Linked DNA regions of Mus musculus: regions 1 and 2 are each linked to region 3. Evidence: chromatin contacts called from ENCODE POLR2A ChIA-PET data. All regions are on one chromosome and are shown on one strand. Each heading gives the region's core, a stretch centred on a gene start or an enhancer-like site at or near the end of the contact. The rest is flanking DNA. Distances are from core to core; before and after follow the strand shown. Region 1 overlaps Sap30bp (SAP30 binding protein). Region 2 holds the start of Smim6 (small integral membrane protein 6). Region 3 holds the start of H3f3b (H3.3 histone B).

Region 1 (4,257 bases), core at 1,655-4,154, 69 kb after region 3:
GGGGTGGCTGTGCTGGGGTGGCTGCTTCTGCTTGGTACTGTCCTCACAGGCTTGAACTTGTCTGGCATGGAGGCTGACGCCATCCTGGGGTGGGGGTAAAGGGGAGGGAGGCAGACAACTTAGCCAAGGGAGGAGACTTCTGGGAAAGGAAGAAAATCCGTGCTGTGCCCTAGTCCTGACTCTGGCCCTCTCCTGGACTGCTGCATTCCAGCCCGAGGACCCATTAGTCATGCATCCGTTTGGGTGGTGCCATGGGCTTGTTATACAGCTGGGGGCGCCCAGAAGAAGCTTTGGGATCAAAGGCAGGGCTGTGGAAATGGTCCACAGTCATGCAGCCTTGCGCATCTGCCCTGCTGTTAACTGAAACATCCCACTCTCGGGGGAACTTACAGAGGAACAAGGAGCAGCAACCACACAGGTGGACTCTCAGTTGTACTGAGCTCTGTCCCATGGGTCGACTGCACAGATGAACAGCTTCTGTTCTTCAGGCGCTTAAGGCCTTAGGTCAGGTCTGAGGGCAGAAGCTGCTGCATCAGGAACACAGGGACGGAAACCGCATCTAAGCGCTACATGGTACACATCTAAGCGCTACATGGTACACGTCTGCAGTTTGTTTTACATCCTGAAGGATCCTCAGTTTCTTGGCAAATTTCCCTGAGAAGTGCCCTGGCTCAGTGAGGGCAGACCAGGGACACAAGAGGACAGCATATGGCAGGTGTGGCAATGGGTGTCAATTCCTGAGTTCTGGCTTAAAGGAAGTATCTGAGACTGCAGGCTCCTGCCTACCCAGCAGCATCGTGACTTGATCCCTTTCCCTGCCATGGCCTCTGAAGGACACAGCACAAGCAGACAAAGCCCAGGCCATCTCAGCCACATGGGCCTCAGCAGCCAGACCTGTGCTTACTTGTAGGTGATTTGAACATCTGCCAGGCGGTTCTGGTGGGATCTTGATTTCATCGGGTGACATGTTGCGAACCCTTTCAGAAAAGGAGGCTGTTGAGAAAGCAGAGGGAACCTTGTGTTGAGAGGAAAGGCCAGGGGCCATAAAAGCACAAGCACAAAGCAATTTCAGCAGAAAGCAGAAGGGGAGGTGGCCGATGGCTTCTTGGAGAGTGTTCCCTGAGCTGATCTCAATGGCCAGCTACGTGTCAACCTGGGAGAAGGGAAGCTGAGGTGGAGGGGACACATGTAAATAACACATCCTACCAAGCTCCAGAGACTGACTTTTAGGGAAAGAGCATGCCTGGAGAAGCGCTGGGGGAGGGAAAGGGGAGGAGCCACCATCCAAAGCATTTACCAGTTTCTACAGTATAAATTCAGTCCTGCCTAAGCTCAATCTCAGGTTGCCAATGTGGAAGACACTGAACTCAGAGCTGTTAGAGACATGTGTCAGCTTCATACTTGGCACTGCCCTTTCCGGTTGGTCTGGGTCTGTCCTGCCTTGGCTATAAGAAACTGTGTTAAGGTTTTGGGTCCCAAATAGCTTGTGCATAAAAAGACCTGAACAAAAGGCCTGATTCTGACACAAGAACCACAACTCCCGAGGGCAATCAATCCCCTCAGAACACTGCCCACCCAAGCCTCGCCTCCTCTCTCCCCATTCCCTTCCCTGACAGCCTCCGGCCACCCCAGGACCTCAGAGTCGGCTCTGGAGCACACAGACAATGGGCTGATTGTTGTAAGATTCTGTCATGCTCTTTGAAACATTCCTCATGAAAAGAACCATACAATGTGCAAACAGTGGCAGACAGCACAGGGTGGGGCAGGAGGAAGGCAAGCACCAAAAAGCCACCACCAATAGCATCTAGCCCAGCAGGGGGACCTACTGTGTGCCAGGCCCTTCTCTAAGCCTGTCCTAGGAACAGCTCTAGAGAGCTGAAGAGGGTCTGTGGGAAGGCTTAGGGTAGCATGGCAGGGGGCTGGGGGGAGGCGCAGGGTGGCATGGCGGGGGGGGGGGGCTGGGGGAGGCGCAGGGTGGCGGGGGTGGGGCTAGGGGAGGTGCAGGGTGGCATGGTGGGGGTCTGGGGGAAGGCGGAGGGTGGCATGGTCTTCCTGGTCTCTAGTCCAAGGCTGTTTTTTTTTTTTTCTTTTTAAGATTTTACTTTTTAAAAATTATAGGCATGTCTGTGTGTGGTACCCTAGGAGTCCAGAGAGGCATCAGATCCCTTGGAGGTGACATTTATCAGAGGTTGTAACCCCCAGACATGGGTCCTGTCTATGAGCAGAATGTGTTACCTGCTGAGCCTCCCCTACGGTCATGATTCTAAAATAATTCCAGGTCTTAAGAGATTAAAACAAAACAAAAGGGAAAAACAAACAAACAAAAAAGAAAAACTAGGTGTGTGTAGGGGGAAACCCCTCATTTAGGGCCCCAGGCTGGCCTAGAAGGGACTCTCCTGCTTCAGCCTTTCGATTGGCTGGGATTGCAAGTGTGCACTGTGCACCCAGCATGGGTTAATGTTTTCTTCTTAGCAGATAAGGTGCTTTGATCTCTGCATAGTTACCATCCCTGTGCTGAGTAAGACAAGGCCTTCAAGACCCTGGAGACTCTAATGACTTCCAGGACAGTTACTGTGGATCGGGCCTGTGCACACTATGAACACACTGAGGCCAGGGGTCAGGCCTGAGGCAGTCTTAAAGCATAAGTACAGCCTGGGCTTCGTAGATGTCAGTGGTTTTAACTAGACACACCCAGAGCACAGGCTGGGCGACAGATCAAAGGTCATGCTGTGGCCTGAGATGCAACTGCAGTCGAGAACAGTCCCCACAAGGGGGATAGGATACACACTTGCCGCTGCACCATGCCTTTCTGCCACCTCCCAACTGGCCCTCAGGCAGGGCACTACCCAGCTCTGGCAGGCAGTCAAGCCAAATCTTGGTTTCTTCCTTTTTCTTAGCCCTGGGGTAAGACGTTGGTCTAGGTCTGAGCTCAGTCTGCAGAGGCCAGCCCAGAGTGGAAGCGGGTGGAAAGAGCTGGCTAGGGCATTTTGTGAACATTCATAACAAAACCAAGGCTTGGCAGGCGCTGGGCCACAGAGGGTATATGTGCACGTGACACAGACAAAGAATGCCCTTTGCCATTTGCCAGGAAAGCTTTTTAGAAAAACAGGGTGTGCCACGGTTACTGTAGCAACCCCCCACCCTCTGGGACATAAGTGACAGAGAGTATGGAGGAGGAGGGAGCCTCATAAATTGGGGTAGAAACAAGAGTATTCCTGGGAAATAAGTGACAAGAAGGTGACATATGCTGGACAACAAAATAAAAGTATACTTCAGAGACTTGAGGACAGACTTGAGTGCCTCCTCCCTGAGTCCTAGAATGTGCCCAGTACAGAGAACAGCTGCTCTGCAGAGCGGCCAGAGCCCCTAACCATCTCAGGAAGTGTCAGCAGTGTGCCCGCAGACACTTGCCACAGTGCCTATGCCTTGGCTATGCTAGGGGTAGCTCCATTTACTATCCACAAAGCCTGTTGTCAGCATGAGTCACATCCTGCTAACGCCTCTGTCAGAAAACATCTGCAGTATCCATGGCCACCAGGTGGGAACCTAAGCAGAGTAGCTAGTTCCAGGGACTCAGACTACGGCAGGGGAACAGGGACAGAAAGCCCAGTGGGGCCGAGGACACTTGCAGAATACTTAACTGGCTGTAAGAAGGGGCTCCTGAGTGATTTGAAGACCCCTGGACTACACCCAATACTGTTCCAGGCCCGTGGGGCAGGCAGCTGTCAGGAGCTAGAGCACTGGAGAAGCCCGTGAGTTGGCTAGTCCTTTGAAAGCCATCCTGTTGAAGAGTTGACTTACCACCCACTCCTCAAAGAGAAGAGTACTCACCCTACGCAGGTGACAGTGCACTGTGCCCGCCACGAGAGGGCAAATAACAGACTATGTCGGCTACATCGAGAGGTCCTTTCGTCAAAACAGACAAATGTAAAGGAACACCTATTCTCAGCAGTGTGCGTGCAACCTCTAAGGAACCTGCTTAAGGGGAAAGCCAGGCAGGAAAGCAATGATCCACCAGGCGCTCAGCCTGGGGCAACTCTGCTCTCAAAGGGACACTTATCGGCAGGCTGCAACTCTGTCAAGCATCCTATCACGCAAGGAAGGCCTTCATAACACAATGACCCAGCCCAAGTGGTTGTCAATAAGCCTCATTTATATGAAACTGTTAAAATAGGGCTGAACTTCCATCAAGATCACATCTTGCCAGGCATGGAGGCGCACGCCTTTAATCCCAGCACTCGGGAGGCAGAGGCAGAC
Region 2 (4,725 bases), core at 1,037-3,536, 110 kb after region 3:
CCGCCTCCCGAGCCCTGTAGAGTATTGTTCTGAGAGTAACAGAATGCCCTTTCCCAGTCTCTGGCGTCAGAGTCAGGGAGAATGGATTTGAAAAGGCAGGTTTGGACTGGGATTTTGAGGGATAAGGAAGCAGTAAGTAGTCAAGCCAAGAGAGTATGAGGAGGCAAAGTATCCTAGCCAGGGGGATGTGTGGGAAAGCCTCGACAGCTGAGGAACTAAGGTCCTGTGGTGAGCCTGGGGCACGTGTCAAACAGCCCATGCGACTGAGTCTACTGTTCACAGGGTCAGAGCCCTCGAGGACTTGTAGGCCTTAGTGAGGTTGCTAGAGAAGCCAGCATAAAGAAGAACATGTCTGCGTAGAAAATGAGCTCACGATAACGGATCTGAGAAGGAAGTTTTACTTCATTTGACATTTCGTGTCCTTCTCTGTCAAGGACTTGAAAATAGCTGCTTGGGCAGGGACTCTCATCAGAAGGTCTGGTTAGCCACTGCTGCTCTCTCTCATCTGAGGCAGAGCAGAGTTCTTCTCCGTGTGCTTAGTGTTCAGCTGGTGCAGGGTGAGAGAGCCAGAAATGGTACCACACCTGCCTTCCCACCTGGCTAACTGGCCAACCCCTAGGCAAGGTCCAATGGTTCCCAGAGATTCTTTCTTGAGCCAGAGGGAATGGAAGCCCACTGCTGGTCGGGGCTGAGCAGATCAGCCCCTCTCTCTCTGCTGCCTTCTAGGACCCGGAGGAGACGGATCACTCCTCTTCAAACACAGCCTTTTCCACATACCCAAACACAACAGCAAATAAGACGAAGAGCAGGAACGTGGAGGTGAACAAGCCAATCACTGTCAGGCCCCCCACATCCCACGGGTTCTTCCAGAAGTCTTCATTCTGGATGCTCCTTGGTGGTACCATTTGGCCCATGGAAATCTGGAAGAGAGGAGACAAGAGGCCCTGAGTGCAGAGAGCTCTGAAGTCCTTGTGCCCAGTGGTGCTATCCATGACACCTTCTGGACAGCTCGACACAGCTAGCTAGCCAACCCTGCGGGGATGATGAGTCTTTGGATTCAAAGTCTCTAATATCAAAAAGTGGGAAATAGCCGGGTGTGGTGGTTACACGCCTTTAATCCCAGCACTTGGGAGGCAGAGGCAGGTGAATTTCTGAGTTCGAGACCAGCCTGGTCTACAGAGTGAGTTCCAGGACAGCCAGGGCTACACAGAGAAACCCTGTCTCAAAAAAAACCAAAAAAAAAAAAAAAAAAAAAAAAAAAGTGGGAAATGGGATTTCCTGCTTAGAAGCTGCTGAGGGCTACCTCTAGAGTCTCTGAAAAACTCTGCTATGAGCCTGATATTTCTCCTGTCCCTGAGGCCTTCCTAGCTAGAACCTAAAGTGTACACCTGTAGGTCTCCTATTCTTATTGTCCCAATTCCCAGATGTTTGGGAGGCATTTTGAGAGCTTGGTCTATAAGCCTAGCTGGGTGATGGTGACTTAAGTCTCAGCTCCACAGAAGGCTGAATTCCTACTTGAGCCCAGGGATCCAGGCCGGCTGAGAACAGAAAACCCTATTTCAGCCCTGGCTGCTCAGCTCACAGTCTTCCACAAAGCCAGTTCCAGGGCGCCTGACACCATCTCCAGCCTCTGAAAATACCAGGAGTGCCTGTGTGGAAATGCATACGTAAGAACAGCACACACATAAATCTTAAAAAAGTCTTGGTGGTGGATAGGAAGAAAGCGTGGCTGAGTGTCCTTGGATGCAGCTGGGAGCAGGAGGCCTTGCCATATTACGGAAGTGGAGCTGGTGAGTGTGGGGCTGCAGCCGTTTGGGGAGTGGGAGAAGAAGAAAGATGTCATTACCTGGTTTTCTGTTAATAGTCTTGAATCTTCTGAGGACAAAGCAAGTCAGGCTGTCCTTCCGGCCTCAGACTTCAGGGTTCCTGGGTGGAAGAGGCTTCCAGGTGACCACAGCTTTGCCCCAACTCAGAGAAACTGCTGTTGGCAGCCCAGGGAGTTGCCAAATACTCTGACCACACCTTTGCTGCCACCACCAGAGCAAACAAGGGTGGGCTAGACTGGTTGCCTGGCAACTGCCACTCCCTCCCTCATTCCCTCCATTAGGATTCTACCCTTCTGTGATGGCATTGGAGGAGTTGAGTTTTAAGTCCCTGAGAGAGGTCAGCCTGAGTTAGGGTGAGAAGAGAGAGTGGGTCTGTGCCCCAGGCCGCCTGTCAGCCTCACTGATGAGAGCTGGGCCTTAGAGCCATTCAGAGCTCTCAGATCTCCCTGGGAGCACTCTTCTCAGAGCTCGTAGGGGAGCACTCTTTCCTTCCTTCCTGCGGTTTGGGTGAATGATTAACTGCACTTCTGGCAGGAACTGCCTGGAACAGGTTTCTGGGTAAGAGTAGGAGAGCTTATCACATGGAGCCTTTCCCCGCAGTACCTGCCTCTGGCATGGCCTCTGCTGGTTCTGTGGTTAGAGAGAGAGAGAAGAAGCTGGAGAGGGGGCGACCACACAACACACACACACATACACACATGCACGCACGTGCACACACACGCCTTGGAAGGGGACTAATTACACTGGCCTTGCTCGGAACTTGGCGGCCACTGTTGACTCCTTTCAGAGCTTAGGCATGTGGGCCTGCCATAGCCCGTTGTAAGATCAGAGAGGTGGGTCTTTGCCTCTGAAGGGCTTGCGTTCTAGTGCATCATCAATCCTGCCGTCAGAGTTTGGGAAATGCTCACTGAATAACAGTTTCTGGGATGCCAGGGTATCTGTCATCCAATCCTCTGGGGTCTAACCTGGAGTGGTGACAGGTGAGGAACAAGCTCAGGAAAGCGTTGTCGCCTGCCATTTCCTTGTGTAAAACTCACTGACTTCCTGGCCTGCCAGATGCACACAGCCAGCAGGCGGGACTCTGGCACACCCTGGTATGGTTTGTGCCCATCAGTTAAATGAGGTTCTTATCAAGAGTCAGTTGTTTGTTCCCAGACTGGTGTATAGCAGCTGAGCTTGTTTCTATGATAACAACGTTGACATGGTATCAACAGATGAAGCAGTAATGACAACCACAACTCCAATTTTACAGCAAGGACAGACAGTGTGGTTAAGCAACTTCGGTTGTGCAGCTGGTACAGTTGGAGTTTGGAGCCAGCTGTATAGTCAGCTCTTAGAGCAGATGACAGCTGTTGTCTCTATTAATACCTATGTGACCACTTTGCTATCACTCCATAGTCCCATCGAAACAATAGAAACATAACTAAACTTTGGCACATTTTGTAAAACTCGTGACATTAAATTTTTTTATACATTTTGTGCGTGTGTGCGCATGCTCATAAACACACACACACACACACACACACACACACACACACACACGTATGCCGTGGCCTCTGTGTGTATGGAGAAGGGGTAGTGGACAACTTGTGGAAGTAGGTTCCAGAAATTGAACTCAGGTCTTAAGGTTTGGTGGCCAGTTCCTTTACCCACTGAGCCATCTTGCTGGCCCCTCTCTGGTGACATTTTCTTTGTTTCTTTCTTTTCTTTTCTTTTCTTTTTTGTTTTGGTTTGGTTTGGTTTTTTTCGAGACAGGGTTTCTCTGTATAGCCCTGGCTGTCCTGGAACTCACTTTGTAGACCAGGCTGGTCTTGAACTCAGAAATCTGCCTGCCTCTGCCTCCCGAGTGCTCTGATTAAAGGCGTGCGCCACCACACCCAGCTGGTGACATTTTCTACTCAGTTTCTTTTGCAGGTGTGTTCAAACTCTTGCTCTAATAAAATTAAAACTACAAGGAAAAGGCTCGAGCAGAGCTAGACAGCAGCCCCTCCTCAGAAGGACTAGCCCACCCACAGAGGCACCTGTGCCCACATCAGAGGTACATGGGCTGGAGGGACAGTTCAACGCTAGGGGCACTTGTTGCATTTCAAAAGACCCTGGTTCAGGGCTCAGCGCTCACACCAGGTGGCCACAGCTTCCTATAATTATTCAGGAGACCCAACACCTTTGTCTGGCCTCTGAAAGGACCAAGCATTCATACATATATATATAAAAGATTAATAAATCATTAAAAATACAAAATGAATCCAAGCTAGGTGTGGTAGCACACACCTTTAATTCCAGCATCTAGGAGGCAGAGGCAGGTGTGTGAGTGTGAGGCCAGCCTGGTCTACAGAGTGAATGGCATGTCAGCCAGAGATATCTACTGAGACCTTGTCTCAGAACAACAGCAACAAAATCAGGTCTGTGGAAAGAAATGTGTCATTCATAGGAGAGCTGCTTGGTCTAGCCTTTTTAATACTCTATTTCTATTGTATGTGCATGGGTGCTTTGCCTGCATGTATGTCTGTGAGGATGTTGTATTCCTTGGAACTAATGTTACAGTTGTGAGCTGTCCTATGGGTGCTGGGAATTGAACCTGGATCCTTCAAAAGAGCAGTCAGTGCTCTTACCCACTGAGCCATCTCTCCAGCCCTTGTCTAGTTTTGAATAACTGCTGTACCCAAGTAGATCTATTGTCTCAGTAACTGTGAGGAAATAGATGCTTACATGAATGTAGGCAAAGATACATATAAAAACAAATTTTAAAAAGAAACAAGGTACGGACAGCATTCCATGGCAAGAACCAGGGCCCAAAGAAGAGGAGAATATTTCTAGGACAAAATTAATCTGTGCACATATTTTATGATATGAAATTTGTAATACTCATTTGTGTTAGTATGATGGTTTTTGTTATAAA
Region 3 (4,339 bases), core at 613-3,112:
CACTTGTTGCTTTAGCAGAGGACCTGGATTCAATTTTCAGCATCCACATGGTGGCTCACAACCAACCGTAAATCCAGTACCCTATTCTAACTCCCACGGGCACCAACCAGGCAAAACATTCAGACATCTTTCTAAAATCTGTCAGGTTTTTGACATAAGTAATAATTACCAAATATTACACAAGGACACCCATTTTTTATATTATCTTCTCCTTATGGACATGACACCCTCTTGAGGTTGTTACTCTTCCGGTGTATTTATTTCATGCAGTCGAATTAAATAGTTCAAGAAATATACAAGCAGGTAATTACTACTTCTTTGGTTGGTTTTTTTTTTTTTTTTTTTTTTTTTAAAGATTTATTTATTTATTATATGTAAGTACACTGTAGCTGTCTTCAGACACTCCAGAAGAGGGAGTCAGATCTCGTTAGGATGGTTTTGAGCCACCATGTGGTTGCTGGGATTTGAACTCCAGACCTTTGGAAGAGCCGTCGGGTGCTCTTACCCACTGAGCCATCTCACCAGCCCCCTTTGGTTGGTTTTTAAGACAGAGACTCACTAAGTAGCTCTGGCTATTCTGTAATTTCTATGTAGACCAGGTTGGCCTCAAAGCCACCTGCCTCTGTCTCCAGGTTGCTGGGATTAAAGAAATGTGTGTGCCAGCATGCCTGACAACTTCTTATTAACTCTAAGTACATTGAAATAAAATATTTTGTGATGGCCTGAATTAAACATGCAAAAATAGGTATTTGTTGTTTTGTTTTGAGACACGGTCTCCCTGGGTAGCTTTTGCTGGTGTGGTCCTGCCTTTAAACTCACATGGCTTTGCCTGCCTCCAGAGCGCTAGGATGCAAGGAACAGTCCCCTTTTGTTGTTTTTTGTTTTCTTGAAACTGTTTTATATATCCTAGACTGGCCTTGACTTAAGTAGCTGTGAATGACCTTGAATTTTGGATCCTGATTCCATCTCTGATATTACCTTCATGCACCTGGAGCTTGGTTTATGTAGTCCTGGAGAAAAAACAAACAAACCAGGATTTATAAAAGACAAGATCTCTGTAGGTAGGTCTGCTTGGCCTGGAACCCCCCACCCCCTGTGGATCAGGCTGGCCTCATGTTCACAGAAATCTGCTTGCCTTTGAGCTTCCTAAAAGCTGAGATTAAAGGCCTGCAGCACCACCCAACTCGGAAATAATTTTTTTGAATTTTGATTCTTTGTGTCTATTACCCTTCCCCATCAAACAATTGCTTTATGCTTTAGAATGTGTATGCATTTACAGTGCACAAAACACTATATGCTGTAAGATGACTGACTGGATTACATTTCTCATACTATATTAAACGATGAAAATTACAGAAAGTAAATTATTCAGGGAATAATTTCATCCTACATTAAAATAATAGTAATAATTACTATTATTATATTTACGCAAAATCTCTCTAAAATGGTCTCTTGATGCAAAAAAGTCGTAGACTCTTGCCGACCCAACTTTCTTAAATTCCAGGAGACTAGTGCAATTCATTTGCATTGACTTTCTATTGTAGAGCTTTGGAACCAAGAGAAGGATCCAAACATAGCTCCATTTTATCCAATCAGAAGAGCTCCCTAGTGCTAAACTCTGATTCGTCTGTTCCTCTTTGCATCCAGCCAATCCTGAAGCAATTGTAACAGCCAATCAGTGGCCTGAACACCGGCCAATCAGGAAACGGCCCCGAAGTACGGCCTTTGTGTCGGGAGATGTCAGCGCGTCGGCGAAAGCTCCCGCCAATCGAAAAAGTCGTTGGTGTATGCAAATCAGGGTTCTGTGACGCACTGACGCAGCGTGCAGCGTCTCTATAAATATGGAGGCGTCGGGGGGCTTGGAGCGCAGAGCGGTTTGGTCGTTCGTTGGTGGAGTATCTGCCCGTTCTGCTCGCCGATTGCGGCTCTTGTTCGAGCGCTTCCAGCGTCGCCTCGGTCTCAGCAAGGGCCCCAGACTCGGCTTTGGGTGAGTTCGCGGCTCTGCCGGCGGCCGGAGCCTCCCTGGCTTTTAGGACCGCGGTCGCTGGCAGCCGACGGTCTGGTCGGTGAGGCAGCCCGGGAGGTCGAGTTCGGTCGCGTTCCGCCACCTCCGTCCTGTCTGCTTCCCGGTGGTGACTCACAGGTCCCGCCGCGGTGTTTCCGGCCGCCCGTGGAGCGGGAAGTTGCTCCTCCCCGCGCTCCCCCTCCCGGGGGAGGCCGCAGCCCGGCGCAGCCTGAGTCATTAGGGGAGGGGGAGGAGGCGGCGGCCGCCATCTGCTGCGGCGAGGAGGGGCGCCTGGCAGCCGGAGCCCGGTGACCTGGCCTTGAACGTCGCTTGTCTCGCAGGTGAAAAAAAATGGCCCGAACCAAGCAGACCGCTAGGAAGTCCACCGGTGGGAAAGCCCCCCGCAAACAGCTGGCCACCAAGGCGGCTCGGAAAAGCGCGCCCTCTACCGGCGGGGTGAAGAAGCCTCACCGCTACAGGTAGGCAGAGGGCTGGGAACAATGACTTGGCCGCCGGCTTGCGGGCGGGCGCTCTCTCCCTTCTCCCTGACCGTTGACGCCTTCCTTCTTCTGGTGACTGCAGGCCAGGGACCGTGGCTCTGAGAGAGATCCGTCGTTACCAGAAATCGACTGAGCTGCTCATCCGGAAGCTGCCATTCCAGAGATTGGTGAGGGAGATCGCCCAGGATTTCAAAACCGACTTGAGGTTTCAAAGTGCAGCCATCGGTGCCCTTCAGGTAAAGGGACAAAAGGCTTGGTGGCACTCGGGGCGGCGGCTTGATTGCTCCAGTAGGAGTGTTAATGCTGTTGCTCTTGTCCTCAACAGGAGGCTAGCGAAGCATACCTGGTGGGGTTGTTTGAAGATACCAATCTGTGTGCCATCCACGCCAAGAGAGTCACCATCATGCCCAAAGACATCCAGTTGGCTCGCCGGATACGGGGGGAGAGAGCTTAAGTTGAAGCGGTTTTTATGGCATTTTGTAGTAAATTCTGTAAAATACTTTGGTTTAATTTGTGACTTTTTTTGTAAGAAATTGTTTATAATATGTTGCATTTGTACTTAAGTCATTCCATCTTTCACTCAGGATGAATGGGAAGAGTGACTGACTGTTCACAGACCTCAGTGATGTGAGCACTGTGGCTCAGGAGTGACAAGTTGCTAATACGCAGAAGGGATGGGTGATACTTCTTGCTTTTCATGATGCATGTTTCTGTATGTTAATGACTTGTTGGGTAGCTATTAAGGTACTAGAATTGATAAATGTGTACAGGGTCCTTTTGCAATAAAACTGGTTATGACTTGATCCAAGTGTTTAACCATACATCACTGTGATAGAATGTGGGCTTTTTCAAAGGTTGAAGATACAAGTTTTAGCCACAGTGTAACAGTTTCCTTTAAAAAAAAAAAAGTAAACCTGGCAGCTATAGAATACACTATGTGCATTTATAATAGCTATTTTATATATTGTAGTGTTCAACATTTTTAAATTAAATGTTTTACATTCACAAGTGGTGGGGAGTCTTGTCATTAAGGTGTGTGTAATTTAGTCCAGTTGGTATTTCCTGACTAGACTGCATTTGTTTTTAACAGTAGAAAAATGCTATGCGTATTAAACCTTGCATAAGTCCTCATTCTACCACATGTTCACTAACCCCTGACCCTCTGGCTGGTAACACAACACTAACGGGGATTTTATTTATAAGGGCTCTAGAGTAAAATAACAAGCTATTCACACCAGCATCATCTATTACTAATCTAGTTAGTGCAGCTTTTCATTGTGTTTGGTCTTAGGCCTAGATTGAGTTCGGTTTCGTTTCTTTTTAATCTTTAAGGGGGAAAACTGTACAAGGTTTGTTTTTCCTTGTAGAGTTTATAAACATGGGAGTAAGAACACAGCTTCAACTTCTTGGACCTCTGCCAATGAAGATGGGTTAGGTTACACCTGGTTACTATACTGGCAAAATCCCTTTTATAGAGATGGCCTTCAAGTGGTTTTTAAAAGTATCCTATTGAAGTTTTTAGGTCAATTATGTATGTTGACTAAATTTACAAATAAACTTGTTTATTCAACTAAGTGTCAAACCTAAATTGAATATACAAAGCTTTTAATACATATGGAATCGAGATTCCTAGATTCAGCTATTTGCTTGGTAGAAAAGGCTAAAGTACAGAAAGCATTTGAACATCCAATACACTCTAAAAATGCAAGTATTTGCTGACACAATTCATGAGTCTGACAAAATCTGCTTGTGGTTCATGGGTGGGCTTAATAACTACAATACATGTTTGTTCCCATGGTTTTAGAATATTTGAAATTTTAAGTTTGCTGTTTTG

Evidence for each region. ChIA-PET counts read pairs that join two places held with the same protein, here RNA polymerase II (POLR2A).
Region 1: POLR2A ChIA-PET joins it to region 3 with 30 read pairs in embryonic stem cell. The contact joins the enhancer-like site here to the promoter of H3f3b in region 3. POLR2A ChIA-PET finds 5 or more read pairs at or near these places in 4 of 5 experiments (Patski and embryonic stem cell).
Region 2: POLR2A ChIA-PET joins it to region 3 with 18 read pairs in embryonic stem cell. The contact joins the promoter of Smim6 here to the promoter of H3f3b in region 3. POLR2A ChIA-PET finds 5 or more read pairs at or near these places in 4 of 5 experiments (Patski and embryonic stem cell).

The regions. Positions count from the first base shown.
Region 1 is chr11:115,954,097-115,958,353 of GRCm38, reverse strand. It overlaps Sap30bp (SAP30 binding protein), which reads right to left. Exons shown (of 11, transcript NM_020483.3): 5 at 905-993. Among named protein-coding and RNA genes, the nearest start is that of Gm39474, 13 kb to the right of the region's middle. Within about 2 kb of position 2,904, at least 1 of the 3 ENCODE cell types and tissues checked has a DNase peak (open chromatin) inside an H3K27ac peak, as active enhancers do.
Region 2 is chr11:115,909,578-115,914,302 of GRCm38, reverse strand. Smim6 (small integral membrane protein 6) reads right to left here and starts at 2,286. Exons shown (of 2, transcript NM_001162998.1): 1 at 1,847-2,286; 2 at 386-920. The coding sequence starts at 914. The coding sequence ends at 744. All of the region lies in intron 7 of Recql5 (RecQ protein-like 5), which reads left to right.
Region 3 is chr11:116,022,027-116,026,365 of GRCm38, reverse strand. H3f3b (H3.3 histone B) reads left to right here and starts at 1,862. Exons shown (of 4, transcript NM_008211.3): 1 at 1,862-1,987; 2 at 2,347-2,484; 3 at 2,588-2,741; 4 at 2,831-4,339. The coding sequence starts at 2,357. The coding sequence ends at 2,959.